Linked DNA regions of Mus musculus: region 2 is linked to region 1. Evidence: chromatin loops called from intact Hi-C (ENCODE). Cell type or tissue: heart. All regions are shown on one strand. Each heading gives the region's core, and the rest is flanking DNA. Links, peaks and the distances in the headings are about the cores only.

Evidence for each region. Peaks named below come from ENCODE experiments on the same cell type or tissue, not always from the same donor. Only the 100,000 strongest peaks of a DNase experiment are listed, where the experiment ranks them.
Region 2: it touches region 1 in a loop (19-fold over the local background); 1 of 42 quality-filtered maps calls a loop at or near these places.

Annotation. Positions count from the first base shown.
Region 1 is chr9:64,949,877-64,964,908 of GRCm38, reverse strand. Ints14 (integrator complex subunit 14) reads right to left here and starts at 4,077. Exons shown (of 13, transcript NM_001077631.2): 1 at 3,971-4,077; 2 at 2,911-3,215; 3 at 306-583. The coding sequence starts at 527. Slc24a1 (solute carrier family 24 (sodium/potassium/calcium exchanger), member 1) reads left to right here and starts at 13,289. Exons shown (of 10, transcript NM_144813.2): 1 at 13,289-13,431. In heart, for the core only: CTCF peaks have their summits at 4,127 and 4,339; a DNase peak (open chromatin) is centred at 4,018; H3K4me3 peaks cover 2,023 bases; H3K27ac peaks cover 1,657 bases.
Region 2 is chr9:65,179,444-65,194,475 of GRCm38, reverse strand. Igdcc3 (immunoglobulin superfamily, DCC subclass, member 3) reads right to left here. Exons shown (of 14, transcript NM_001357257.1): 6 at 14,277-14,435; 7 at 13,175-13,340; 8 at 12,704-12,951; 9 at 12,356-12,520; 10 at 11,583-11,774; 11 at 11,372-11,476; 12 at 10,565-10,703; 13 at 10,236-10,443; 14 at 7,445-9,342. The coding sequence ends at 9,142. Gm40527 (a long non-coding RNA gene) reads right to left here and starts at 1,244. Exons shown (of 3, transcript XR_870869.2): 1 at 1-1,244. In heart, for the core only: a CTCF peak has its summit at 5,650 (motif pointing right); DNase peaks (open chromatin) are centred at 2,635 and 5,685; H3K27ac peaks cover 412 bases.

The DNA.
Region 1 (15,032 bases), core at 1-8,000:
TACACAGAGAGACCCTGTCCTGAAAAAACCAGAAAGGAGTGGAGTTTAAACATAAAGATGCTGGATTTTAGCATTCAGATTGCAGAAGACCAAGAGAGGAAAATACAGCAACATCCTTATCTCATGGCTCTGCCAGAAGAAAGCCAAGACCTTGTGAATCTTGTTTTGTTATAGATTGTATACCTACGCTCTTTGAAACAATTCCAAGTTCTAAAATTGTACTGATTTTAGCAATCATAACACTGTTTTTCTCCCAGTCCATTTGAGCTCCTTCAATATCCACAATAGCTTATTCCTATGCGTACCTGCAGGGTGTTGTAGTCTCTCGTAAAGGGGACCATCAGCTCCCACAGTGACGAAAACACCACCAGCGCTGTGAATTCAAGCTTGTAATTTGTGGCCATGTGTTCAAATAGCATCGTCAGGCCATGGGCAGCCAGGTGCTTCCGCTGGTATTCCTCAGAGCCCTCGACAGACACAGGTCGGGTCATGGACAGGGACACATCCATTACCACCACAGTGGGCATGATGGACAATTCTAGCACTCCCTCTCAGCACACAGCCAGCTACAACCAGAGAAATGCTGTGGAAGAGAAATAAGAGTTTACATATCCTGGGAAGGAAGGGTTTTTTCCTTATGTATAAGAGTACACTGTAGCTGTCTTCAGACACACCAGAAGAGGGCATCAGATCCCATTACAGATGTTGTGAGCCACCATGTGGTTGCTGGGATTTGAACTCAGGACCTCTGGAAGAGCAGTCAGTGCTCTTAACCACTGAGCCATCTCTCCAGCCCCAATTTCTTTTTTCTCAACCACAGTTTAAACCACTTTCCCAGAACTATGTGGTGGTGAGCACCACAGAATTACAGGAGAAGGAAAACACAAAGCCTAGTTGACCATGAGGGCCTCTCCTAGACACACCCACTAACCAGCATAAACCAAGAACATTACATTCAATTCATTAAATTCTTTGACTATGGAGCTTCCACTTTACACAACTCCTACTTCAACTCCTTAACAATTTACTGAAGAACAACCTAGCCAGTATATGGTATGTACTACCTGACAACTGCTAACTTTTTTGCCAGTGTCTTGATGAATATTGTTTCATATTTAAAATGAAATAAGATTCAGTATGGAGAAAACATATCTTCTTTTCTCAAGAATAAAGTTCCCAGATACTCAGATCTGCTCATGTGGGTTGAGACTGTTGGTCCTCTATTCATCTGCAGAGTCAATAACATTTTATAGAGCTATAAATAAAGGACACAGATTATATATAAAGAATGAGTAAAAAAAAAAAAAAGCACTTCACAATATGCGTATGTGTATGTGTGTACAGGCTGCATGCGAATTCATATAAATCACATTGTAGGCCAGGCAAGGTAGCATATGCCTTTAATCCAAGTACCCAAGACACAGATTTGTGAATTCAAGGCCAGTTTGGATTTCATAGTGAGCGCTAAGATAGCCAAGGCTATATAGTAAGACTCTGTCTCAAAAAACAGAGGTGCATGCCTATAATCTCTGCCCTAGCAAGGTGGAGAGTCAGCCCAAGGTCATTCCTAGCTATGTAAGGTGTTTGAGGCCAGTCTGAGCTATATGAAACCCTGTCTCAAAGGACCAAAATAGGAAAAAAAAAATCACATTGCATACATCATCTAGAATTAGGGTAGATGCAACAGATTCAAAATGTAGTGTTCTCTAATTTAACAACAGGCACTGCCCTTCAGTACATGTCCAACTGTAACTGTGTGACAGTCTGCAATTCCTTTGTAAGTAGGTTGTTGGGAACTCAGCACATACTAGTTCATGGCAACAATGTTATATGTAAGAGCAGATCAAACAGGAAAAGCCTTTTTTTTAACCACATATTGGCCATAGATACATCTCACATATTGTAACAGCTCATGTATCAAATACCAATGAAGTTAACCCAGAGAAAAAAGTTTTACTTTTCAGACTCTCTTTACCAGTCCAAAATGTTAGACAGTAGGAAAGAAAATTAAAAGAAAATTTCATTTTTTATTCAGTGTATGTATCTGTGTGAGCGCCTGCCATACATGAGCAGGTGCCCTCAGAGGCCAGAAGAGGGTGTTAGAGTCCCTAGAGTTGGACAGGTGGTTGTGAGCTGCCTAATGTGGGTGCTGGGAACTCAACTCAGGGTCTCCAGAAGTGCTCTTAACCACGGAACCACTCCAGCCCCTAAGGAAAAATTAAATATGTATCCCTCTCTCTGTCTCATTAAACAATGTGTTAAACATATTCACTCTTCTGGGAGATGACATGACCTCACCACCCCCGACACCCCCCACCCCCAAGCATTACTGCCCTGTTTTGCTACATACTAGCATTTTCCTAGGTCCATGCTGCCTAGGAAAAGTGAGTTCAGAACTGTATTAAATGAGGTCACTAAGGGCAAGGATCACAATAAGAGTTTGCTTCATATTGGGCAGTGGTGGCGCACACTTTTAATCCCAGCACTCGGGAGGCAGAGGCAGGCGGATTTCTGAGATCGAGGCCAGCCTGGTCTACAGGGTGAGTTCCAGGACAGTCAGGGCTACACAGAGAAACCCTGTCCCGAAAAACCAAAAAAAAAATAAAAAAATAATAAAATTTTAAAAAGACTTTGCTTCCTAATGTCTACTCAGGTTTACATCTGGCACACAGCAGGTGCTCATCAAAATCTCAACATAACCAATGAACTACCCCTAATACAACATACATTAATTCATTAGGAAAATACATTGTAAATTTTAACTCTGTACACAAAAATACACTTTCTTATTTAAGCAGAGCCACCAGGGAGTCCTGCACTTCTGCTCAGGTGCAGTTTATCCAGCTCTTGTGGGTCACATTTATGCACGGAAGCCTTTATGGTTTTTAAAGCTGATGATCACGCCCTCACCTCTTAAGAGATTGAGAAACAGTTTTCTGGATCAAGTACCAACAAGCACTTCCAGTCCATGAAATTGCTGCTAGCACTGCAATGGGTGACCGCAGCTGTCAGTCTGGCCTTCTCTGAAGACACCTGAGAAGCTGGCTCTTTCTCCTGACTGATGCATTTGTGTCAGGGCCCGAGTGCACTTCCTCAGCCGTGGCCGACTTGTGGCAATCCAATTTTGTTTTTGGGTTGTAAGCACTGGGATAAACGAAAGAATGGAACGTCCCTGAAGGCTGTTTCACTCAAGCAGTCTGGGCTTAGCCACAAAACTGAAAAATAAAAGATCTCTCATTAGTAGATAACACGATGTATTTCTCACTTGGGCTGACTCTGATCAAATTTCCCCACACCGCCCTCAGCCTTTCCAATTGGTACCATTTTACAATGTTTCAGATAACCAAGGGTTTTCTTTCTCCTGGACAGTCTACTCCTGATGATACATCCTCGCCACATGACTGCTCTAAAAGCCATCAATTACATTTATAGTTCTACTCTGAAGGGGATCATTAGCCCATTCATAGCAATTTGACGCTCAGGAATCTCTCAAAGCTCCACTTCAGTTTCTAAGTGCATACACGTCGGCTTTTCTGTCGCTCTGGCTTGCCCTACGAATTCCTCTAAATTCTCAGATGATTAATATCTGAATGGGTAGCCTGAAGTGCAGCAGAGTTCACTTAAGACTGCAACTGAAGAATAGACCTTTACCTTTAAAACGAGCCCAAAACATTTGTTGTATGGAACTCTCGGGGAAAGAGGGGACGGAAGTCTCAGGGTCCAGGGACGGAAGACTCTCAGGGGAGGAAGAAACACGGCCCCAAGCGCGGAATCCTGCTGCTTACAAGACCCGGGCCACACAGAGGGCAGGCCTGTCGCAGGCCCTGGAGCCAGCGCCCCTGAGACCGCCACCCTACGCGGGCCTCAGAGAAGGTCCGCCGCCCGCCCTGTGTTGTTCCTTCCACTCCTTCCCCTGTAACCCCAACCGCCATCGAAACACAGCCCTCAACAGGCACATTCCCTGACTTACCCGGAGCCCATCTCCAGCCTCTGTCCGTCCGCTTAAACCTTCCGTCCGCGCGCCATAGCCGGAACTTAAGGGCCGTGCGACATAAGGGAACCCGGAGGCAGCGAATAGCGTGGGCTGGGCGGGGCTTCCAGCCCACGGGCGCTGGGTTGTGGCTCTCCCGGGACGCTAGGGGGTGCTCCTCCTCTGTCTCTTGCCCACGGAGCCCCAATTTCCTCCCAGGCTGAGCCCTGCGGGGGGTTTCTGGCCCTTCCCCCTTTGTCTTACCCCATTCTGGGTGCCTCCCTCCATTTATCTCTGCTTTGCCTTTTTATTAACCTGTAGACCCCTGGCCAGTGTCTAACATTTCTGTCATTGCTTTTCTTCTTCAGAATTCTCAGTCACACCGACAGAACAGTAGGATGCTCTTCCTACTCTTAAAAAACTGTAATCCCCGGCTGAGTGCTCAGACTGTAAGCACCTGGCTGCCCTGAGTCTAAGTTGCATTGAGATCTTAGTACCACGTTATTTCCCTACCCTGACTTTGAGACCGGCAGAAGCGTGACTCAGTTATTGCTTTTGTGCCTGAGATGTGCTGAAGGTTTTGCTTTTAGGATTCCATGTAAGGCTTTGAGGGTCCCTGCCTGCTTCTCTCCACCAGGTGTCCCTAGCATAGCATATGCCTCAGGGAGTTCCTGGGCGGGGATGAGAGGGTGAGGTGGGCAAAAGGTGACTTGCTAACCCTGTGGGCTGTAGGGGCCTGGAGAATGTCAGTTAGTAGTAGGCCTCAACGGATGCTAACAGAACGCTGGGTAGTTATGGTTCAAAGACCAATACTTCACAACAGCAATTACAAGTGAGAACACAGAGCTCCCTGTAAAGTCTTAGGCATATGGCTTTCTTTAAGCTTATGGGTTGCAAGCGGGATAAGGAAGGGAAACTCTTAGAACTGACTTACCACAACTTGCTCCGTGGGAAAGTGTTTGTTGTTCTTTAATGTTTCCTCTTTCTATTAGAGGTGGCAGAGAAAGCCAACACTAGACTCTGGGGAACCAATATCAAGGCCGCATGGCCTGTAGACTTAGCTTTTGTTTGCTGCAGGACATCTTTCTCCAACCAGGCTAGTTTCAATATTTCAAAAGACCTTGCTATGTTTGAACAGTTATGGGGCTCTAGGTAAGTAAGAATATATAGCCTGATTACTTAGCCGTAATGGGAGAGATCTGGCCAAGACTATGCAGACAGAGGAGTTATCTGTCTAGTTGCTCTATTGTGGTGATGATTCAGCCATGGATTGCTGTTCTAGGCCAGCTTAGATACATGGTCTGGTTTATGACCTTAAAGACTAAACTTAAGTTAATTAGTTTGCTCATTTTTAATGATCTGATAGGTGTTCAGATTTGTTGTCGTCGTCCTCGTTCTGCTGAACAGCTGGCTTTTCGGTGACGTAGAAAGGAATAAGTCTTTTTTTTTTTTTTTTTCTTTTTTGGTTTGGTTTTTTGAGACAGGATTTCTCTGTGTAGTCCTGGCTGTCCTGGAACTCACTTTGTAGACCAGGCTGGCCTCGAACTCAGAAATTTGCCTGCCTCTCCCTCCCGAGTGCTGGGATTAAAGGCGTGTGCCACCACGCCCAGCAAGTCATTTTGTTAAAACTGATGATAAAAGACAGAACCATCGAGAGGGGACCTCATGATTGGCTCCAAATCAGAAGTTTGTTCAATGACGATAAAGTCAGAACATCAATGACAAGAGACAGAGTAATTCAAAGGAGATGGCTTTCAAGCCTTAACTTTCCCATCCAAAGGATCCCGTGTCCACATGTTCCCACACGTACTTTAAAGGAAACCAATAAATAACATCGCTTTGTAATATCTCACCTCTTATTTCCTGACTTAAAATAGTGAACTGCTGTGACACAGGCTTTGAAAAGGTGGAGTGGTTTGGCCATAGTGTGCTTGTAAAATGGAGGTTAGTGACAAATGTGAGCCCCTCTCAGGGGTTCACAGGGAGTTCTAGATACCCAGTTTTTGGGAGGCACTTGTTGAAAATGTAGTTTCTTTCCTGTGCCTCGTGAGCTGAACTGGAATTTTATGGCTTTTTGAATAAGTCCCCAAGATGAGATGTTTCATCTACAGACAGGAAGGGTAAGTAGTGAAGACAGAAAAAGTGCAAAGAAAGGAAGAGAGGGGGAGCCATGGGCTCATTTCCCTTTTCCACTCTTCCCCCGCTCTTACACACCAGTGCTGGCCCTTAGCCCTCATCATCCTTCCCGCTGCATCTAGCCTGGCCCTGACCAACTCTTTTTTTTTTTAAAAGAGGTTCTTGTTTTCTTGTTTTTTATTTATTTATTTATTATATGTAAATACACTGTAGCTGTCTTCAGACACACCAGAAGAGGGAGTCAGATCTTATTACGGATGGTTGTGAGCCACCATGTGGTTGTTGGGATTTGAACTCTGGACCTTTGGAAGAGCAGTCGGATGCTCTTACCCACTGAGCCATCTCACCAGCCTCCTGAACAACCCTTAATTCTTGCCCAAGTTCCACCCTCTCCCCTTCTGCCCTACCAGTTCTTCATCACACTGTTTCCACCGAAGTAGAAATCTAGGGAAATCTGAGATATGACCTTCTCTTTAAAAACAAAAAAACCAACAACAACAAAATAAAAATGTCAAGAAATTTTCTGGAGGTGGAGATGTAGCTCAATGGTAGAGTGCTTGCTTAGTGTGCTCAGAGTCCGGGGTCCCATGCCCTGCATGAATAAGGCTTGGTGGTACTCTCCTGCAATCCCAGCACTCAGGAAGTGGAGGCAAGAAGATCAGAAATTCAACTACAGATGGACTTCATTAACTTCAGAGACAGTCTGTCTGTCTGGTCTACATGAAACCCCATCTTAAAAAAAAAAAAAAAAAGCCAGCATGGCGCTGCACACACCTTTAATCCCAGCACCTGGGAGGTAGAACCCACAGATTCTGGTTTCCAGGATGGCCTAATTTACATGTTGAGTCCAGGGATACACAGTGAGACCCCTCCCCTAGGCCCCCCAAAAGGAAAAGACCACAGAGTAACACACACAAAGATGGAGGAATGGCAGAGCAAATCACCAGTCAACTGTTAAGTCTTCAATCTTATTTCATTTACAGCCTACTTCTTCCCAGCATAATATTTTGGCGGAGATCCCAGACAACTAACATTTTATCCAGAAACATTTTGATATATAGCTCTAGATATAAGAATTATGACTGGCCGAACAGTAGTGGTGCAAGCCTTTAATCCCAACACTTGGGAGGTAGAGGCAGGTAGATTTCTGAGTTCGAGGCCAGCCTGGTCTACAGAGTGAATTCCAGGACAGCCAGGGTTATACAGAGAAACCGTGTCTTGAAAAAACAAAGCGCAAAAAAAAAAAAAAAAAAAAAAAAAAAAAAAAACAACAACAAAAAGAATTGTGTCTGTTTTATCATTTTCATGTGTACATGTGTGTGTGCTGTGTATGCATGAATATATGTTCTTATGAGTGCATGTGGAATTGAAGCCCAAGGGTGATGTCAGGAATCTTCTTCAGTCACTCTCCACCTTATTCTTTTTGAGGCATAGTCTCTCAGTCAAGCACAGAGCTCCCAATTTGGTTCACCAGCCAGGCAGTTTGCTCAAGAGATCCCATCTCCATCTTACAGAGGAGAGACAAGGCTGCAGAAACTGGCAGAGTGTGTCAGATCCGCTGGGACTGGAGTTACAGGTGGTGACGACCTGCCATCTGCAAGAATAGCCAGTGCTCGTAACTGCTGAGCCGTCCCTCCAAATCCCCCCCACATAAGAACTTTTTCGTTAAAAAAAAAAATCATACTTATACTGCTGCTATCAAATTAAAAATAATTAACAATAAACCTTTATTATCCTCCTGTTAGCTTTCAAAAATCCAGTAATCTCATGCACTCCACTTTTTAAATGTTTTGTTTCTTTGGATCATTGAAATCTAACATTGAAATCTTGGTGTGCATGATGTATGTACATATGTGGAGTGTACATGGGATGTCTTCCTCAGTTTCTCTTCATGTAATGTTTTTGAGATGGTGTGACTCACTGAGCCTAGAGCTCACTGCTTGGCAAGACTGAGCTCCCATAAGACATTTACCCATCTCTCCAGTTCTGGAGTCACACACTTGTGTTGCCACATTGTATTTTTATATTGCTGATGGGGATCCAAGTCTGGGTCTTCATGTTTGTGCACAAGCACATCGCAGCCATCCACCCAGCCCCCAAACCTGGAAATTATTGCTATGCCTCTGAAGACTCTAAGCCAGGCTCCGCCTCTGTGTCTCTTTTCCCCAGCAGTGTGCTTCACGAAGAGACTGTGGCCTCTTTCTTTAATTGCTCTCAATCCTCTTTCAGTCTTTCTCGGAGCATTTGAGAAACTGACAAAGCTGCTCTCTATTCTAAAGCCACAGACAGGCTCACTGAACAAAGAGACGCTTTTATACATTTCCAGTTCCAGAGAACTTCTTTACTTCGCAAACAGGACCTTGCCTTATCCACCACCGGACAAGCCCCGCCCCTGCCCCGACAAGCCCCGCCCCGCCAGTTTCCTGTGACGCTAGATATGGAAAGAAGACAGGCAGAAAGTAAAGGGGTCCTTTTGTGGGGGCAGAGGAAAATTGGAGATTGCCACATTTCTGTAAGAAAAAGAACTGAATCTCTTTCTTCAGGACATTATGTTTTTTGAAAAGTATCTTAAAGGTCCTTATGATCTTGGCTCCTCTTCACCTAGTCACTCTGGCTACTCAGTCTTGTGAAACCTTAGTAGCATCTTTTTTCTTTTCTTTTTTTTTTTTTTTTTTCTCTTCCCCGAGACAGTGTTTCTCTGTATAGCCCTGGCTGTCCTGGAACTCACTCTGTAGACCCAGCTGGCCTCGAACTCAGAAATCTGCCTGCCTCTGCCTCCCAAGCGCTGGGATTAAAAACATGCACCACCACTGCCCAACTCCTTAGTAGCATCTTTAAAAGTACATAAGGCAAAATAAGGAGCCGGATAGATGGCTCAGGGGAGAAGAGCCCGGGCTGCTCTTCCAGAGGACTAAGGTTCAGTTCCCAGTACTCTCCTCAGGTAGCTCACAACCTCCTGTGTATGCAACGTCCGAAGCCCATCAATCACTAATTAAGAAAATGCCCTACAGGCTTGCCTACAGCTAGATCTTACGGAGGCATTTTCTCAGTTGGGGCCCCCTCATGATTCTAGTTTGTGTCAAGTTGACATAAAAGTAGCCAGCACACCGTGTTTTTACACTTTAGTTTTTGTGGGTCAGTGAGATGATAGGTAAAAGGCTCTTGTCGCAGGGCGGTGGTGGCGCACGCCTTTAATCCCAGCACTTGGGAGGCAGAGGCAGGCGGATTTCTGAGTTCGTGGCCAGCCTGGTCTACAAAGTGAGTTCCAGGACAGTCAGGGCTATACAGAGAAACCCTGTCTCAAAAAAAACAAAAAAAAACAAAAACAAAACAAAAACAATCAAACAAACAAACAAAAAAAAAACCAAAAAACCCAACAACAACAACAAAAAGGCTCTTGTCATTAAGGCCAGAAACCTGAGTCCAATCCTAGGAACCCTGTGGTGAAAGGAGAGAGCCGACTCCCACAAGTTGTCCTCTGACCTCCACAGATACACTGTGACACTCTTGTGTCACAAATTAATACATGCAATAATAAAAAATTTACATTTTATTTACTTATTTAAATTTATGTAGGTGTAATTATGTGTATATGTCTATGGGTGTGGGTACATGTATGTGCTACAAAGGCCAGAGGAGATGCCCATGGAGCTAGGGCTACAGGTAGTTGATAACCAGCTACAGCATAGTTGCTTGCAAACGAACTCAGGTATCTGTGAAAGTAGTGCTCACGCTAAACCGGTGAGCCATTTCTCCATCCCCATTTAAAATCCTTACACACAATAACATAAAACTAAAAAGCCACAGGCTGGAGGCTGTGCAGTTACAGTGCCTGACTGATGTGTGTACATTTCCATAGCTCCTCTTACTGTAGTGTGGAGCAATCCCGAGGGGACTCTTGCCTTCCTGGTCCTATGAGCGAGGAGCCCGAGGATATAAGACTCTAGGAGACTCATTCTTGGTCAGACTCACTACTTTATTAGCAGTTACACAGGGCCCCATGTAAAAGTTTCTTAATACCTCTGAGTGGTTGGCACTGGGGCATCTCTCAGTGTGCCATTCATTCTCTGGGCAGCCACATTCCTGGGAATCTCCACTAATACCTGCTACAGCTGGTAGAAGGAATTCTTCTTGCCCAGGTCTGAAGGCATCTGAATTGTAGTTCTTGATGAATTGTATCCACTCTCCACAGGGAAATTAATTGATTATGCAGTTGGAATTTGTCTTACTTTTCTATTGCTGCAAAGACACCATGACTTATAAAAGAGCTTATTGGGGGCTTACAGTTCCAGAGGGTTGGTTAGAGTCCATGACAATCATGGCAGGGACCGTAGCAGCAGGAAAGCAGGCAGGCATGGTGCTGGAGCAGTAGCTGAGAGCATAGATCCATATGCAAGAGGCAGGGGGGTGGGGAGGGGACTAGAAATGTTATTGGCTTTTTAAACCTTTAAGCTCCACCCCCTTCCTCAGTGGCACACATCCTCTGACAAGGCCACACCTTCTAATCCTTCCTAAACAATTCCACCAACTGAGGACCAAGCATTCAAATACATGCGCCTATGGGGGCCACTCTCATTCAAATCACAGTAGCAATTCCCGAGGTAGGCTCAGCAATAGGTAAATAACCCTGTGCACAAACCCTCCACATCAGATCCAGAGGGTAGGAAAGGACAAGGAGAAGCCCCCGTGCTATCCTGCCAAGCCTTGGAGCCCTGGCTTGCAGTGAGTTTGTTGTGAGGTCAGAGCCCTTGTCTGTCCTGCCACCCTGTTCCAGAGGAGAGGATAAAATGTATCGTAGAGAAGGGGGGATGAACTTCCCTTCCCTCCTGCCCTTTCTTTGCCCACTGAAAGCCCATAAAGTCTTTGAGCATCATTCTTCTCTCTGTGTAGGTCAGGCCTCCAAGCCCCACCTCAGCCTTCCACATCCTATGATAACTTTTTTTTTTTTGAGATAGGTTATCACTATGTGACCCAGGTTGGCCTTTAATTCACTGTGTAACCAAAGCTGACTTCAAACTCCTGATCTGCCTGCCTTCACCTCCCTAGTTCTGGAATCATAGGCATGCACCTGGCTGGATATACTTTTTTCTTTTTTTTTTTTCAGCCTCAAAATCAATATGTTGAGCGGCAGGCATTGCTCTGAGCTCTGGGGATTTAGCAAAAGACAAACCAGTCGAGGTCCTGTCCTCTTAGAGCTCCTGGGTCAGTAAGAGAGTCAGAGGCAGGCATTGATTAGACTCACAAGTACACAATACACAGAGTTGTCATGATGTCTGTGTGGGGAATCTGCTGCCCTCTCTGACATCTGTCTACAGTCCCAGCAGCTGGTAGCGTATGGCCCCTATCAGCAAAGCAACACAACTGCAGTGCCAGGCACCGTTAACACGCCTCACATAGAAATTGCTTAATTCTCAGGACAACCCTGTCAACCCGGTAGTGTCAATATCTCCCTCCTCCTACAGACCAGAGTGCTACTTACTTATATCTCTGCTCAGAGAAGTCAGTCCGGGCTCTCAGGACTACTGCACACGATGCTTGCATTCCTAGGCGAACTGCAAACTCTCCTACATTCCACTGGTGCTTCAATTTCATGAGGAAAGGACAAAGGAACTAGAGTCATTTCTATCAAGTAAAATGTAGGTTAGATACTAGCAAGAGGTGGTTAACATTATTAAGGATACGAGAGAAAGGGATCTTTCTTCTTCTCTGAATGCTCTGCACTACGTAAATAACACTTTAAAACAGAAATAAAGAGAACTCGCATTGTCAGTTGTGTTGTTCCCTTCTCCGTCTCTGGGGGCCAGACAGAATGTTGAAGAAAGGAAAAGAAAATGAACCTGGTTCTGCTGGAGACAGCATAAAAGCAAAACCGGGTGTCACTGCGGGACAGAGGTCTATCTCGCTCTTCCACCAGCTATGGTGCCCCTGCAGGGTTTGGCAGAGGAAGCAAATTACCTGTCCTTTTTCTAGGATACTCGGGATGACATGGGGCAGACTCGAGGCTGGGAGAGATTACCTGCTATGTCAGATTAAAGCAGCAGCCACTCATGTACATGTGGGATACAAGGAAAGGAGGGGCAGGCAGCTTGTAAGCACTAGACAGAGTTAGAGGAGCAGGCACACACCTGTTCTCTCAGTGTCTCAGATTCATCTGACTCTGTCTAGTGCTTGACATAGCTGCAGGGCACAGGACCCAAACTGCCACAGTGATCAGTGATGTATTTATAAAAAGATAAAGAGAGGAGGGAATATATTTAGTGGAGGCGTAGTCAGGTGTGAGGGAAGGGGGTGCCTTGGTAGGGACCAGCCACACGGCATTGGTTTAGTAACAGAATAGAGTTTATTCAGGGCATGGGGAGGGGGATTAAGAAGGTAGTAGAGGTGGAGAAAGGGAGGGGGAAGGGAAAGGGAGAGGGAAAGGAAGAGAGAAGATGAATAGATAAGTAGAGACCAGCCATGAGCACGTGGGGTGGAGAGGGGGGAGAGGGGGACAGAGCGTGAGCAGGGAGGCAAGAGCAAGAGAGAGCAGAGGGGGCAAGCAGCTCCTTTTATAGTGAGTCAGGCATACCTGGCTGTTGCCAGGTAACTGTGGGGCGGAGCTTAGACAAAATGCTAACAAGGCTAGAGCTTCGAGAGGCTCAGGAGCCAGCATCTTCAGTATCTTGTGATGTCCCAGCGTGATTCCCTAAGGGTTTTCTTTTGGCTTAATAAAACACATTCCAAAATGCTTTCACATTTGCTGAATATTTTCCTCCCGGGCCCTCAGTTTCAACTTGATTTTCATACTCACCCTACATCTAGGTGGAACGGGTGTTACTGTCTCCACATTTACACTTATGGTTAGACTCCCACGGTAGCTAGTGGAGCCTGGTGCTGATGTCTTTTGATCGCTTAAGCCCCACGTACTTTCTCTTGGTTTCTCAGAGCTTTCTGCTTCTGTCTATGTCTTTCCTCCCGTCTAAGCATGGAAGCCCTAAATGGCCTACAATTCCTATAGCTTAGTTGCAAATTTGAGAAGTTCCCCCACTGACTCTGGTGGAGGTGGTCTATTCTGTGTCCCTGGTGAAAAGTCTACCCCCTCGGGTTTGTTATGGGGCCCAGAACTTGTACAATGCCCCGTAAGCTTCTTAGAGGAGGCGGGTATTAGGCAGGATTGGATCTGCGTCCCCTGACATGCCCTTCATACCCTTGAATTAGGATTCCTAAGGGAGCCGGCAGGAGGAGAATGGGGTGTTCCTTGTGGTTCCACTTCACACCTACTCTTCGAGACCCCGGATTCTGACAAGTTTCCCGAACTTGGAAGACCCAGATGTCAAGGTCTGAAGGTAAATGATGTGTTTAGGCAGGATGGTTCAGCCAGGCTCAGCTCTCCTCCCCTCTCGCAGGGGAAGGAGAGAGACCCTCTAGAATTCCTGTAGGAGGTGCACGTGGGCTGCATTCCACCAGGGGCAGGGTGCTGGGAGAAGATGGGAGAGGCCAGGGTAACCAAGGGCAAAGGAGGAAGCTCACTTATTCCCACTCCTTTGATGATTCTGCTCTGATATTCTAGGCCGGCACATTGGCGCTCCCAGTTAGTGTGGTTTACAGAAAGCCTGGGAGACTCGCTGGAGGCTCGTGTCTGGATCCCTTGGAGCTGTGTGAAGTTAAAGGAAGCACACCTGTTCTCCTCTCAGGGACTCCGTGCCTCTCCCGGGAGTTACTGGAGAGATCTATGTGTTACTCGGCCCGTTCCTGAGATATGACTATCCTATGAAAAGCCAGGCATCTTTAAATAATTGTTGTATAATATCTTTAGATATGGAGATTTAATGGATATTTGCCAAATCTGGGCCTCAAGGCTCTTTATAAAACAAGGGTTCTTTGAGGGTCTTTCCTCCCGCATCTATAAAACTAAATCCCAGTGACTCTGAGTCTGTCTAATGCTTTTTCATTGACTTTATGTGTGTTTAGTCTTTCAGAATTCTTGTAACTCAATGTCATTACTACTTATATGGGTAATATTCATACAAATAAATCAAATTTAAATGTGCTGGGATATAGTCTAATTGGTACAGTGCTCACCCAGCATACACAAAATTCTGGGTTCAATTCCCAGACATTGCACAAAGTCGACATGGTGGCACGAGCTTATCCCAACACTTGGGAGATGAAGGCAGGAGGATGAAAGGTTCTAGGTCATCCTTGCCTGCACACTGTGTTCAAAGCCAGCCTGTGCTACCTGAAACCCTGCCTCGAAATTTACATTTAGATTATTACAGCATACACATGGTAAAACAATCTAGTCAAATGTACAGTGAAAATGAAGCCTCCCTGACCAGTGCTCCTCAGTTTCCCTGCCCCAGACATCCTTCCAGAGTTTGGTTTTGCATAACCAACAACACCCATGCCATGGTGGAGGCAGTAAGGTTAGCCTGCTCGGACGACACAGCTGGTAGGCAGTAGAGCTGAGAGTCCTGGCCTTTGGCTCCATTTCTCATTTTCCTTCTACCGACCCATACCATTCAATAAGAAGTCCTGTGTCCTCTCTGGATGAGACAGGACAAGAATTTCAAAAGAGTCTAAAACAAACCCCAGCTTCCAACAGCAAAAACTAGCTCACATGAGCAGGCAGAGTCTCACTTAGCTAATGTCCTCAGAGACACCATCCACTGCTTTCTCTTGCTATCTATACTTTAAAAACATGCCTCTCCAGCTCCTTGTTGCCTTTGAGAAGCTGAGATTTGTGACCTGGACCTAAGGTATGGATTACTGAGCTCCCAGCAACCTTGGCTTGGGCCTGAGGGCTGCAGGGAGAACCAGGAAAGACTTGGAGAATCCACAAAGCCTCCAGGACTCACTCAGAAACTTGGACTGCTGGCATGTCCACAGAATAGTCTCCTGAGAGCAGGCATTGCACCCTGGAGTGGAGGGAAGGCGTGGTTAGCTT
Region 2 (15,032 bases), core at 2,396-10,395, 230 kb before region 1:
CTCTCTCTTTCTCTTTGTGTGTGTGTGAAAAGGTTGTAATATGTATTAAGTCTGACCTGGATCCATCCTCCTGCCTCAGCTTCCAGAGTATTCACAGGACAGCCTTTAGTCCTTTTAAGAAGGAAATATTCTTTTGCCATGAAAGACGTTCTTTACTCCGCTGTGCCCCCCACCCCTGCCAGGATTCCAGTCCACGAGGGCATATCCAAGAGGGTATGTTGGAGCCAGCTACTAGCAAACGTGAGCATGGCTCAGTCACTAGTCTTCAAGTTCTTCCCCTTGTCCAGAAGGGTCTCCGTATTCTTCCTCCAAGACACTGTTGATGGCCCCACGTGTCTGGACTTCTTGTGCCTGGCCCAATTCCCCAAGGAAGCCAAGGAGGCGACAGACAGCACAGTATATCCGCGGCAGGGTGACCTTGGTTGACTTGGGGGGGGGGGGAGTGGACAATCTGCGGCCATCTTCTGGAATCTACATCCCTTCCTCAGATGCTGGGCCTCTGTCCCCAGGGGCTGACGCCTTGGCCACGGTAGGACCGTCCTCAGATGCAGGCAACTTCCGGGTTTAGTGGGTCTCCAGAGGTGCCATTTTCATTTAGATCAGGTGCTTTGCGGTGGGAAATCTCCAGATTTGGGGCTTTAGGAGGGATGCTGGTCCTTGAGTGGTCCCAACCACCCATACTTCATCCCCACATCAGTTACATGGGAAAGCTTGGGACTCCTCTCTGGGCTGCACACCTAAGAGAGAATCAAATCCAACTTTCCATCCAGTTAGCTGCATGTCTGTCGTTTGTCTCTCTCCCTCAGAGCCCGGGCATGCCTCTCTCGGATCGTGTTGCCAGGCGTTCCAAGGCTGGCCTCCTTCTGAAATGTTTTTGCTTTTAAACGATGGGAAGAAAAAGAGCCTCATTCTTTTTCAACTTTCTGGGCAGTGATGGTGAGAGGGCTTCTGGCTCAGGGGTCTAAGGTCATTGGGTCACTGCATGAACTCAGACAGGAGAGAGAACTCAGGATAGCAGGAATGCGCTGTACCGAAACCCTAAGTAGGCCAGCCTGCAGAGACCGGAAGTTTTCTCAGAGACACGCCCCTGAGATGCAACTTCCTTTCTCTAGGCTCCGCCTCCTAAAGCCCTCACTTTCTAGTAACCCTTCCCCAGTCGTGGGCATTTTAAGAACTTGGCAGATATAAAATGTAGCATTTTAAGCTAGGCGTGGTGGCGCACGCCTTTAATTCCAGCACTCGGGAGGCAGAGGCAGGCGGATTTCTGAGTTCGAGGTCATCCTGGTCTACAAAGTGAGTTCCAGGACAGCCAGGGCTATTCAGAGAAACCCTGTCTCGAAAAACCAAAGAATCCTTATTACTTGTATGCGTGAGAGTGCGCTTGTCCCGAAGTGCACTGTGGGTTCTAAGGGGTTGAATGCAGGTGGTGCTTTTACACTCCGGGCCACCTCACCAGCCTTAATTTTTTTTTAAAATTATTTACTTTTAAAATAGATTCTTTGAGAATTTCATAGATATACACAATGCATTTAGATCAGATCACCCCTCCAACACCCCACCACCACCACTACCTCAAAGTCTCCTCCAGCCACCAGCAAGGTTCAATTTGCTATGTAAATTAGCTTTGAACTCACAGAGATCTACCTGCCTCTGCCTCCAGGCTGCTGGAATTAATGGTGTTTACCACTGTGCCCGACATTTATTTTATTTGTTTATTCACCATTTATTTGTTTGTCTGCTTGTTTATCTAGAGACGAGTCTCTCACTGGTCTGGAACTCACCATGTAGGCTGGGCTGGCTGGCAAGTGAGGCACAGGGGTGGGGGTGGGGGGGACCATCAACCAACGGTCATGCCATGATGCCCATCTCAATGGCCACTGAGGACTGGGTGTGCATGTGGCTGGTTAGTTCACCATCGTGTCAGCCTTAGTGGAGTCTTGGTTGTGGTAACACAGCACCAGCAGGGTCCCTCTGGGGGACATTATTCCACTTCATAGGAGATAAAGACTCCAGGCTCAGGAGTCTGTAAACCTTGGCTACCCCACCCAACTCTTTGCCAGCTCCTGGACAGGGGTGCCCAGCAAGGTTTTCCAGCTGAAGGGGTGTAAACACATGGCTCACATCCCTTTGTTGTTTTCAGCAAATTAAAATTTATCTCTCGGGGAGGAAATGAGAGGTCATTCCCGCCCCCGCCCTTCTTCTTCTTAATGGGCTCTGATGAAGGAAATGAATTGAGGGGGGAAGGAATCAGAAACCCGATCCACCTCTTCTGGCTCAGAAAGGGAGTGGGGACTCTCTGTGCCCTCAGAAGGGCAGCTGGGCACAGTGTGTTTTATTATATAATTAACCTTGACCCTTTTGGGTTCAAAGAAAGAGGTTAGTTGGAAATAAATCAATGGTCTGGTCTGGTCACTTCAAAGACTGCAGAACCCGCTGGAAAATCCTATGTTTGTTCAGTGTGTAAATTGGAATAGGTATGCAATTCTTCTTGAAAGGTAGGAGGAGGGCTTTAGGCCTAACATTGAAATTAATTGTATATCCGCTTCCTCTAATCAGGCAGTCAGAGTCCTTTATTGTGTCTTAACAGGAAGAGGGGGAGGCCAGGAGAATGCATTGTGACCTTTGTGTGACTGCTGGGTTGGATTCAAGAACAGTCAACTCTGGAGAGCGCTACTAGGGTAGAGTCCTTTGTCACACGTCTGCAATATCTTTTTCTGTTTCACCCCCTGCTGCTGGGGGTTGAGCCCAGGGCCTCCTGCACACTAGGCAAGCCCTTTCTCCCTGAGCTATATTCCAACTGGAATCCTAGGACTCACCAAACCATCACTATCTGCACAAAAAGTGTTTATCAAGCGCCTACATTGCACCAGGTGCCAGGAATTTCCTAGTTGGCTCCTTATTTGATCTCTTCACAAAGCAGCTCTTAATGTCTGGTTATGATCGCCACTGGTTGAAGAAATAGTCAGAGGGGCAAAGGTCAGGCCTGGAGCTGCACTGGGATTCTCAAAGTCTGTTTTCATGCTCTGGAGGAGTGAAAGGGAGCTGAGGTTGGGGGTGGGGATGTTAAACTGCAAATGTCCCCCTGGGCTTTTTTTTTTTTTTTTTTTTTTTCATTTCCCTTAAGAAGTTAGACAGTAGCTGGGGCTGGAACCCAAGGCTTCACACACCCTAAGTGTCTTTCTACCAGTGCCGCACCTTTAGTAGCGGAAGCAAGCTTGTTTGTTTATTTTTACTATTAAATGTTTATGTGTGTCCATGTCGCAGTGGATGTGGATGTACATGTGTGTCTGCAGGTATGTGGGATACAGGCTTGTTACTTGGGTACTGGGGTCTGTACTCTGGTTCCTATGATTGTACAGTAAGCACTCTCGCTCACCGAGCCATCTCTCCAGCCCTATTATTATTATTATTACTACTACTGTTATTATTGGGAATGTATTTTTGCTATGTAGCCCAGGGCTGACACTACAGGGGTTGGGGGGTACACCACCATTTCAGCCCAGGTTTATCTTTTGTTTTGTTTTGAGAGACAGGATCTCACTGTGCAGTCCTTGCTGGCCTGAGACTTAAATGTTGCTGGCCTTGAACTCACAGAGAGCTGCCTGCCCATTCCCCCAAACGCTGAGACTAAAGGTGTGTGCTGATATGCCCAGCCTCGGGCACGCTTGACTTCATCTCTTGTTCATCTTCTGCATTTTTTTTTTCTTCTCCTTTTATTTTTCCTTTCTCTCATTCCGCAATTTTCACTGGGCATCCATCAACTGCTGCTTCAGTCAGATCATAAAGTGACAAAGGCCCTCTCTGCCTTTGGGAAACTGAACCCTAACTTTCCGGAGCAGTTGAAGATGAGCCCATTGTGCATTTCAGAGGAGAGGTTCAGTATGAGAGAGTTAAACAAGGTGCAGTGAAAGGCACAGAAGGGGTTCTAGCTGGAGAGGATGGGAAAAGAGCTCCCAAGACCATGGTGCTGATCGGCACAGACTGAAGGCACAGCCTGCAAAAAGTCCCAGAGGTCTTAATGCAAAGCGTGCCCGGGAGAAGTCAAGGCCTTGTTGTCTTAGATAGCTGAGCTTGGTGATGGGAATAGAGCATTAGTCTCTTTCCTCGTTAATAATAATGACAGTGTGCTCAGCCCCGAGGCCTTCATGGACTCCGACTAGTTCACTCCTCCTGCTACCCATGCAGGAGGAAATTAGAACAGAGATCAGGGTGTGTCCACCAGTCATTCAGCTGGACAGTGACAGAGCCAGGATTATAAACCTTAGCTGGTCCTCTTAAACACCCCTGCCTCTTGTGAGGACACCTTGTTTGTTTGTTTGTTTGTTTGTTTGTTTGTTTTTTGAGACAGGGTTTTTCTGTGTAGCCCTGGCTGTCCTGGAACTCACTCTTTAGACCAGGCTAGCCTCAAACTCAGAAATCCGCCTGCCTCAGCCTCCCAAGTGTTGGGATTATGGGCATGCAGGAGTGAGGACATCTTGAATTATGGACATAAAGCATTGTCCCTGGCCTGTTCTCAGACAATGAGTTTCCCTGTCCCATTTTATGATATACTTCATAGTCCTTGGACAGGAAGCGTGTCAGGTAGGCCAGGATCTCCTCATTCTTGAAACAAACAAACAAACAAACAAACAACACACAAGCAACATACAGAATGAGCAGGTTGTATTTATATATTTAGGAATGTGACACACACACACACACACACACACACACACACACACACACACCAACAATTGAACATTGCCATGACTTTGAAAGAGAGCAAGGGAATTGCAGGGGAAAGGTTAGAGGGGGGAAAGAAAGGGGTAGATGATGTAATTATATTATAACCTCAAAAAAATTATAATAAGCAAAACAAAACCCACTCTATTTCAGTTCCTTTCTATCCCATGCTCCAGGTTTCCTTCTGGAAGCACAGGTCAAGGCAGCAGCCTGCTTAGCACAAGGAATCTGGGAGTCAGGCCCTGAATCCTCCCCTCACTTCTCTGGAGCTTGGCTTCTTCATCTGATAAGAATGGTCTTTTAAATGGCTTTTAAATATGATGGTCTTAGTTCAGTCCTTGGGACTCACACGGTGGAAGAGATCAAACTCCATAAATAGTCCTGTGACCTTCACACATGCATCATGACATACATATTGTCTTCTTCCACTGTAAATGAACACATGGACTAAAAAGACTGCTGTCATCATTGTTACTGGGATGAGGGACTTCACTGAACCCCCTTCTTCCCGGAGCAGATCCCAGGCACCATCAACCCTGAAAAGAGCACATGCTGTGGAAGTCTAGTGGTCATTCCATTTACAAGTTTTCCATTTGTGTAACTAAGTGCCACACCCCACACAGCGAATGACAGCCTCCCACACTGCCACACCTCCAACCTTGGCTCCTGTCTTGCTTTCTGTCCTGAATGCTCTCCCTGTCTTTTCTATTTCCCCACACAACCTTCCTTAATCTACAATGTTAACAATCCCACGCCTTGCCTTCTCTTTTCACAGAGTGTTACTAGCTTGCATCCACTTGTGAGTTATTTGTATTGTGAGTTCATAGAGGCATGCTCTGCACCACTTTTACAGGGGGCAAAGCACATTTTGACTGCTCCTGGTATTTAATAAGACACACCCATCCCAATGACTGTAGTGTTCACTGGTTCCACAAGGTGGCAGCAAAAGTCCTCATGTCGCGGTCCAGCTTTTTAAGTGCAGGGCTACCAGACTGCCAGGCCTGGCTCCAGGGAAGTCAGAGGAGAGCCTTCTGCCTCAGTTGCTGCTCTCCTGCACCAACTTAAGTCTTGTTTGCTTACTTATATGTGTATCTATATGACTGTGCATGCCATAGTGTGTCCGTGGAGGTCAGAGGACAACTTGCAAGAGTCACTTCTCAGGGAAACGCCAGGGCCAAGAAGTGGGAGTGGGTGGGTAGGGGGGGAGTGCGGGGTTGGAGGGGGGTGGTAATAAGTCACTTCTCTCCTTCCACCATGTGGGTCCCAGGGTCATCAGGTCTGGTGGCAATTCTCCTTACCCGACAGACCATTTTTCACCTGCCACCTCCTGTTTGATTTTTAACAGGTTCTCTAGCCCAGGTTGGCCTCAAATTCTCTATTTAGTTGAAGATGACCCAGAACTGATCTTCCTGCCCCTAGATGATACAGGCAGCATGCTTACGTGTGTGCACGCGCATGTGTATGTAACTATGTGTGTACATATGTGGTTGTGTATGTGTGTAGGTCAGAAGTGGTGATGGGGGGGGTCTTGATTGCGTTTTACCTGATTTATTTTTTTTGTCTGTGTTTGTTTGTTTTGCCTTTTTTTTCCTTCAGTTCTCACTGAACCTGAGACTCATCTTTTGGACCAGGTCAGGCTGGTGGGCCAGTGAGTCCCTAGGATCTGCCTCTCTCCAGCTTCCTAGCTGTACTGGCTAGTTTTGTGTCAACTTGACACAGCTGGGGTTATCACAGAGAAAGGAGCTTCAGTTGAGGAAATGCCTCCATGAGATCCAACTCTAAGGCATTTTCTCAATTAGTGATCAAGGGGGAAAGGACCCTTGTGGGTGGGACCATCTCTGGGCTGGTAGTCTTGGGTTCTATAAGAGAGCAGGCTGAGCAAGCCAGGGGAGGCAAGCCAGTAAAGAACATCCCTCCATGGCCTCTGCATCAGCTCCTGCTTTCTGACCTGCTTGAGTTCCAGTCCTGACTTCCTTGGTGATGAACAGCAATATGGAAGTATAAGCCAAATAAACCCTTTCCTCCCTAACTTGTTTCTTGGTCATGATGTTTATGCAGGAATAGAAACCCTGACTAAGACACTAGCACAAGGATTACAGAGGAATATGACTCCATGGTTGTTTTTAAAATATGCCCACATATCCCTTGACTCTTGTCCCAATTCCTTAAGTATGAGCAGCCTTCCTGACTTGCTTTAAGAAAGATTGTAAGCCAGGCAGTGGTGGCACACGCCTTTAATCCCAGCACTTGGGAGGCAGAGGCAGACAGATTGCTGAGTTCGAGGCTAGCGTGGTCTACAGAGTGAGTTCCAGGACAGCCAGAGCTACATAGAGAAACTCTGTCTCAAAAAAACCAAAAAAAAAAAAAAAAAAAAAAAAAAGCCCAGTTTATGCAGTGCTGGGGATGGAGTGCAGTGTTTTGTGCATGCTAGGCAAGTATTCTGCCAAATGAGCTATGACCTGCCTCCTCCCCTTCCTTGAATTATGTATTTAATAATGAAAATGATGGTCACCAGCACAGCTACTTCACAAAACCTTGTGTGGACATGTGACCTGCCCACATTGTGTCCACTTGTGGGTGCCTCACACAATTTGGACAGTTTGGCTGTTAGTATCTCAGGCCCTGTGAGGGTCCTTCCCCTACCCCCACCCCTCTGACATCCGCCCAGAAACTGACACTGTAGCAAAAAAAAAAAAAAAAAAAAAAAAAAAAAACCTCACTGTTCACTTTGGCAACAGTACTTTTATTCAGTTAAAATGAATCCACTGTGACAAACCCAACCAAGTCAGGCCAAAGAGGCTGCCAGCCCCCTCTCCCCTAGCCTCTCTGACCAAAGAAAAATGGGATGCCACAGAGAAGCAACTTGGGGACAGAGGACACTGGCTCAGAGTGGGAAGAGCCCTAGAATCCACCTACCATTTGAGAGAAGGGACAGACTGCCCTTCCCAAGTCCACTTGGACAAGAGTCTGGGTTTCTAATGAAACGCCACAAATTCTACCTTTTAGCTAATTCTCTAGAGTTCAGGGTGGGAATCCCTAGAGGATTTGGGGTCAGGGACTTTATGTTCTAACCTCATTTTTTAAAGAATACACTTAACCTTTTTTTTTTTTCTTTAAAAAAAGTTTTTCTTCTGCTATTTAAAAAAATGTTTCTGAGTGTAACCAAAAATAGGTATTTGTGGTTTTTTTTTTCCTTTCTGTTTCTTACTTTTTAACCTAAGTAGTTCAAAGAACAATACAACAGAAAAGAGAAATAAAACGTAAACACACCTCATAAAAAAATAACTCTTGGCCACCCCTGCTGACTGGGCAGGTCAGGTTACCTGGGTCCCAGAAAGCTGGTGTGCCTCTATGGGAGAGCACCCACCTCCACACAATGCAATACATTCCAGAGACTGGGCCCTGTGTCTGGGAGAACAGGAGACAGGTTATGTCCCACCTTCCCTAAACCCAGGCAGGGAGGACGATAGGGATGCAGGTGGCCAGTGGGTTGTCTGAGAAGGTCAGAACAAGGGCGGACAGACACAGGAGCCGGAGTTCAGGTGGCAGGCAGGGATGCGACTAGTTTGGGATGATTTATACTTTAAGGAACAGCTTTCCTCTTGTTTTTGGCTTGTTTCACATTTTCTTTCTGACCAGTTTCATCTCTATTTCTGTAAGCCCCCATGGTCACCTAGCTACAGCCTCCTCTGTGGGGGAGAGGTAGGCTAGGCCAGGGATGAAGGAGGCTGGGGGAGGGTCCAGTGACAGCACAGGCCCACACTGAGGGCCGTGAGCCCTGAGGTAGACAGTTTCTTTCACACTTGGAGTTGGGACAGTGGTTCTTTTGGGGGTTAGGTTTTTTTTTTTTAATTTTCTGGTTTTTTTTCTTTTTTTTCTTTTTTTCTCCTTTTTCTGTTACTCTGGGCAGCAATATAGGTGGGAGGGGCCCCCATTAAGGGGCTTGAGGTAGGAGTGCTTTCGGGCTCTGTGGGGTAGAGGCGGAGGCTACTGCCCCACTACCCCCAAGGACATTCATTCCGGCTGAGGTAGGTGCTGAGAGTCACAACAGCTCAAAATCCATCCTGAGAAAACAAGGTCCGAGCAGGGTGACAGCGTCAGGGGCCGGGCCACAGCAGGGACATATTTTTGGAGTATAATTCACTTCTTCTCTCTCTCTCTCTTCTTTCATCTTCCTTTTTTGACTTTTAAATTTTGATTTTTTTTTAAAGGAAAACGTTTGTTTCCTAAGTCCTATGGGCAGCAGGCATTGGTGAGGGGACATTGGCTCGAGCAGGGAGATGCCTTGCTTGTAGGACCCACTGGTTCCTGTGGTTTGAGAACCCTGTCCTTCACTGGCGAGCGCCAAATCCCACAGAACAGGAAAAACCTCGCCTTTGACCTGAGAATGGGGTACCGCCCCTCGGGAACACAGTGAGCTCACTGGGGTGCTGCGACTGCTGGAGGCTGGGTCTGTCCTTCACTGAGGGGGACAGGGCCTATATCCTGGGGTGCTGGGACAGGCCCAGGCCCTGCACAGGGGGACGTGGCCTCTGTTGTCCTCCCTGCCACAAGGTTGAAGCCTTGAAGCTGAACCATGGAGAGCTGGGTCTCCTCACATGGAGCAGGGGCTGCAGGATCCTGAGGAGGGAAGAGTCAGATATGGAAGTCAGTATCAGAGCTGGAGGCAAGGACCAGACTCCATGCCACCCCAGGGTTCAGCAGACATGCCTAAACTTTGGGCACGGTAGCATGCCGTCATCCAAAAGATCATGCTGGAGACCATTCAGGCAGTGAAGTGACAGAAAAGAAATACTTTCTCTTTTTCCTTTGAGGGTCTCACTGTGTAGCTTTGGATGGCCTGGAACTTGCTATATTAAGCAAGTTGGCTTAGAACTCATAGAGATCCCCCTGCCCCTGGCTCCTGAGTGCTGGGATTAAAGGTGTGGACCACCAAGCTGGAAATCATAACTTTTTTCTTTTTTTTTTTGGTTTTTCGAGACAGGGTTTCTCTGTGTAGCCCTGGCTGTCCTGGAACTCACTTTGTAGACCACGCTGGCCTCGAACTCAGAAATCCACCTGCCTCTGCTTCCCAAGTGCTGGGATTAAAGGCATGCGCCACCACGCCCAGCTTCATAACTTTTTTCTTTTCTTTTTTAAAAGAGGGTATCAGGTAGCTTAGGCTTGCCCTCTCTGTAGCTGAGGATAATCCTGAAATTCTGATTTTCATGCCTTTACCTCCTGAATGCTAGGATTGCAGGTGTATACCACCAAACGTGGGCACATCCTGCTTTAAGTAAATTTACAATTTTGTGTAGAACCACATTCATAGCTGTCACCTGCCAAGTGCAGAAGCAAGTGGCTTGCCTGCTGGCCACATGTGCTTGGCTATCCCTAGGCCTCCCAGTCTGATCAGGACCCAAGGAGCAGCTCAGGCAGGAGTTGGAGATTGTGCCCTGCGGCCACTATGTAGGGAGGGGCAGCACTGAGGGGTCAGAGACTGAGGGAGAGGGGCTGGAGGCCTGGGCACTCACCGTGGGTGTGGAGCCTGGCTGTGCAGCTGACCCAGCTGTGGGAAACAGCTGTTCCAACTCCTTGGCGTCCACCGGCTTTTCATCTCGGCTCAGCTGGCCCCCTTCTCCTCGGCTCAGTCCATTCAGGGCCAGGATACCAGGGTCCCTCTGGCTCCGGGGACCCTGGGGAGGGGAGAGCTGGTTTTCCACATCCTTACACAGGAGGACCCTAAGAGGTGAGCCAAATGTTAGGGGAGCACCATCGGGGTTAGAGACAGACCGAGGAAGGACTGAGGTGCTGGCTCTGCCACCTTCCCCTGCAGCCGCTCCTCCCCAGACTCGCAACTCACCTGCCCCTCTGGCCAAACAGAAGAAAGAGGACGCAGAAGATGATGCAGGTGACTCCGATGTGGATGCCGATAACAATGCCTGTAGTGGACGTATGGTTGGTGACATCTTCCTTCCGGCAGTCACATGGGGGAGTCAGGGCTAGAGGGGAGGGCAGGTTGGGGCACGGCTTGCCTGGCCTGAAGCAAGACTCCCTAGCTCTCTCCCTCTGCTTTGGGACTGACCCTACCTCAGTCTTCTGGTCCTTTCTGGTACTTGCTATGGCAGCAGCTCTGTGCCACCTAGCAGGACTAGTGTTGTTTATTTTGAGATAGGGTCTCATGTAGCCCAGGCTGGCCTCAAACTTGCTATGTAGCTGAGGATGACCTTGAACTTCTGATCCTCCAGCTCCTTCCTCCTAAGTGATGTGATTAGAGATGCTATGCCTGGTTTCTGTGACACTGGGTGTGGAAGCCAGGGCTTTGTACTTAGGAGGCAAGCACTCTATTAACTGAGTTAGTTCCAGCCAGGACCAGCTACACCTTGTTTTCGTTTTATGGATCATTTCATCCTGGCCATAGTTTTATAAAGTAGGTATCCTTAACCTTGTTTCATAACAGGGGAAAATAAAAAACAAAACAAAACAAAACAACAACAAAAAACAGGGTCCAGAGAAACTAAACAACTTCAAGCTGCAATGTTAAACTTTATGCGTCCATCTGAGCTGTATGCCTGAGGCTACAGATACTGTCCTCTCTCCTAGTCTGCTTACTACACATCCTCCTCCCTGCAGGCCAGGCTGCAGCACAGGTCCTAGCCTTAGCCCTCACCTGTCCTCTCAGAGGCTCCCTTCAGAGACACAAATCGGACCGTGGCGTTTCCATCTCCATGCTGGTTGTAGGCCAGGAGCTTCACCTCGTACACGGTGCTGGGGTCTGCAGGAGGCAGGGCTACTGAGCAACATCCCCTCCCTGCCAGGCACCTTTGTCCCCTGGCCCCCAGTACCATACCCTGCCCAGCCCCTCACCCTGCAGGTCTCACCAAGCTGGCTGAGGTTGTAAGAGGAGACAGTCCCAGGGAGCAAGATGGGGCCAGTGAAGGAGGTTGCACTGACTGGGCGGTAAAACAGCTTGAAGCCTCCATTGTGTTGGGCCAGCCGTGGCCAGGGCTTCCATAGCAGTTGTAGAGAGGAGCTGCCCAGCAACCGCACAGATAATGGGGGTGGGACAGGGGCTGGAGAGCCAAGATGTGAACAAGTCAGTGAGAGCTCTAGCTTTCCATCTGTGACCCAGAACCCACGATCCTGACAGCCCTCTGGTCTCTGCTCAGACAGCATCTCTCAATGAATCAGAAAAGGCTGTCCTTCCCTCCCAGCACAGCCAGTCCCCACGCAGCCTGAGGACCAGGCATCTTGTTCAGTATACAACCTGCACAGTTAGTTACACATGATGGTTCTGCTCTGATAGCCTGAGCGTCTATAATTTTGTATCCCACTGTGATGGTTTGCTTATGCTTGGCCCAGGGAGTGGCACTGTTGGAAGGTGTGGCCCTGTTGGAGTAGGTGTGTCTCTGTGGCTAGGGGCTATAGGACCCTCATCCTAGCTGTCTGGAAGCCAGTCTTCTCCTAGCAGCCTTCAGATGAAGTATAGAACTTTCAGCTCCTCCTGCACCAAGCTTGCCTGGATGCTGCTATGCTCCCGCCTTGGTGATAATGGACTGAATCTCTGAACCTGTAAGCCAGCCCCAATTAACCGTTGTCCTTACAAGAGTTGCCTTGGTCATGGCGGAAACCCTAAGACGCCCACACTCCTCACCTTCACCCAGGGTGCTGGCCAGGGTGGGGACAGAGGCTAAACTGGCCCCTCGTGGTGTGTAGGCTTTGATGTAGAAGCTGTAGGCAGTGGAGGGCTCAAGGTCTCTCACCAGGTGCTGAAAGGTGCTCTTGCTGACAGCTTCCTGGTACTCTAGCTTGGGTGAGTCTGGGAGATGAAGGGTAGGGAGCGTTAAGGGATAGGAAGGAGTCTTGGTTGCTTCGGTGAACTGAGGTCAGGGAGCAGGGTGCTGAAGGAAAGGAAGGTGTTAGGCCAGGATGTTATGTGTGGTACGGAGGGTTAGCTACGGTGAGAGTGGATGACAGAGCTCTTCTGAGGGTCACTACCCACCGGCAGCCTTCCTGATGTGCAAGACATAGCCAATGATCTCTTTGGTGTGGGCCAGAGGCTCACTCCAGGACACTCGAACTTCAGTGGAGGACACAGAGACAGCTCGGACATTGCGTGGGGGGCCTGGCAACCCCTCAGCCCACAGCACGGTCAGCCTGGCGCTGGCTTGCGACGAGCCAGCAATGTTCTCAGCCACACATTGGTAGATGGCCTCATCTTCAGGTCCGACTCCAGAAATGCTCAGTGTGCTGCAGGGGAAGGGGGAGAGAGCCTCAGAGGTCGGGCACACTTCCCACTGCAGAGACAGAGAGGTCAAGTTCCTCCTTGTCAGAGCAAGACTCATTTGCACAAGGGTGGTGGGCTGAAGACTTAAGTCCCAGTTCCCCAGACTCTAGCTAGAGATACACAGTATATTTGGGTTACTTATTTTTGACCACTGTCTCTTCCCAGGAAGCATCCCAACACACACACCTGTTATTGTTCTTGAGCCTGACATGGCCTCCTGCCCCCAGCACTTGTCCATTCTTCAACCATGTGACATGAGGCGGTGGCTCCCCCTGCGCTTGGCAGGTGAACATGGCTGTGGTCCCAGCAGGCCTGGAGATGGACTGGGGATGCTGAACAAACTCTGCTGGAGCTGAATGGATTCAGAGAAGCATGCAGAGTCACAGGGGTCATGTAGGGAGGAGCAGGGACAGCCATGAGGGGTAGGAAGGGGAAGGGGAGGTGGGCGACTACTCCCAGGAAGCCAGTAGAGGCTCTATGTCTTCTTCCTTCACCCCAGCATCTAGGAAAAGGACTCCATCTTAAGGACTATTCAAAAGACTGACATCTGTATCCGAAAGCAATCAAGCTGAGCTCCGTGCTCAGGAAATTGTTAAATAAATAAATGTGCTAATAGGGCTGGCTGCACCTCCAAGGCTGTAATGACAGGAGATGGATGAGCCCCCCCCCCTGCCCCCGCCACCTAATTCCACTTCCCTCCAATCCCCGGCTTGCTCAAGCCTCTATTAACACTCAAGAATGAAATACTCCATCACTTTCATGTGGGCAGATTAACGGCACATAGCATGCTAAACAAACAGTATTTAGGTTCCCGATCTTCCCCCCACCCCCACCCCCCAAACCTCCCATCTCCATTCCGGGCCACAAGAGGAGACAGCTCCAGGGATGGGGTGGAGCCCTGGGAATGGAAATTGAGGCTGGCTGCTGCGAGCAAGGTGGGGGCTGCCATGTAAGAGGGAGATGACAGGTACAGTGGAGCGCACAGCAGGCGGGCGTGAGCGTGGAAGTGGCACACGTGTGAATGAAACGGCTCCACAGGAAGGAACATGTGTGAGCCCTGGGAATGACCCGCTGAGATCATGGGCGGCAAGTCTGAGAACTCCACAGCCCTCTGGTGCTAATACTCATATTCTGGGGGGAGTCCTGCTGGCTTTGACCTGGCCAGAGACCTATCAGAGGTGAGGGGCGGGGCTAGGGCGGGGCTAGGGCTGGAGTGAGAGAAGGTTCTGGTCTCTGGCACACAGCAGAGATGCTGAGGAGGATCAGGAAGGGTTTGGCTGCTCCATACCTTGTACCACCAGCCGACCCTGGGCCGTCCTTCTCACCCGGGTGCCAGGCCTGTTGGCTGCACAGACATAGACACCTGAATGCTGGACAGTCACATCTGAGATGATAAGGTTTCCTGTGCCCAGCACCTGGATGCCCTCCACCCCAATGGGGCGGCCATCTGCAAAGGAAGTGGAGGGGGAATGAGCTGGGTCAGGAAGATAGGAAGGATAAGAATATTCCAGAATGCTCACCCCTCTACCAGTCTTTCAGAAAGCTCCGACCTATGGCTTTGACACCACCCCTCTCCAGATCTCCAAAAGTGTCTGGGAAATGTGGAGCCCTGGAGGCCAGCAGCAGGGGGCCAGCGTCCTGATTCAAACATGATGACTGCTAGCTGGTTTTGCTGTTGTTTGCTTTGGGTTTTAGACAGCATCTCACTGCATAGCCTGGGGTGAGATCCTTCTCCTAGATCCTAGACTCCTAGGTGCTGGGATTACAGACCTTCTAGCCCAGTTCTCAACCTATGGGTTGTGACCCTTTTGGGAGTCTAACAACCTTGTCACAGGAGTTGCCCAAGACCTCTAGAAAACATGGATATTTACACCATGGTTCCTAATAGTAGCAAAACTACAGTTATGAAGTAGCAACGAAATAATTTTATAATTGGGGGGTCACCACAACATGAGGAACAGCATTGAAGCGTCACAACATCAGGAAGGTTGAGAATCACTACCTTAAATTCCACAGAGGATCTGAATTTGATCAGCCGTTGTTA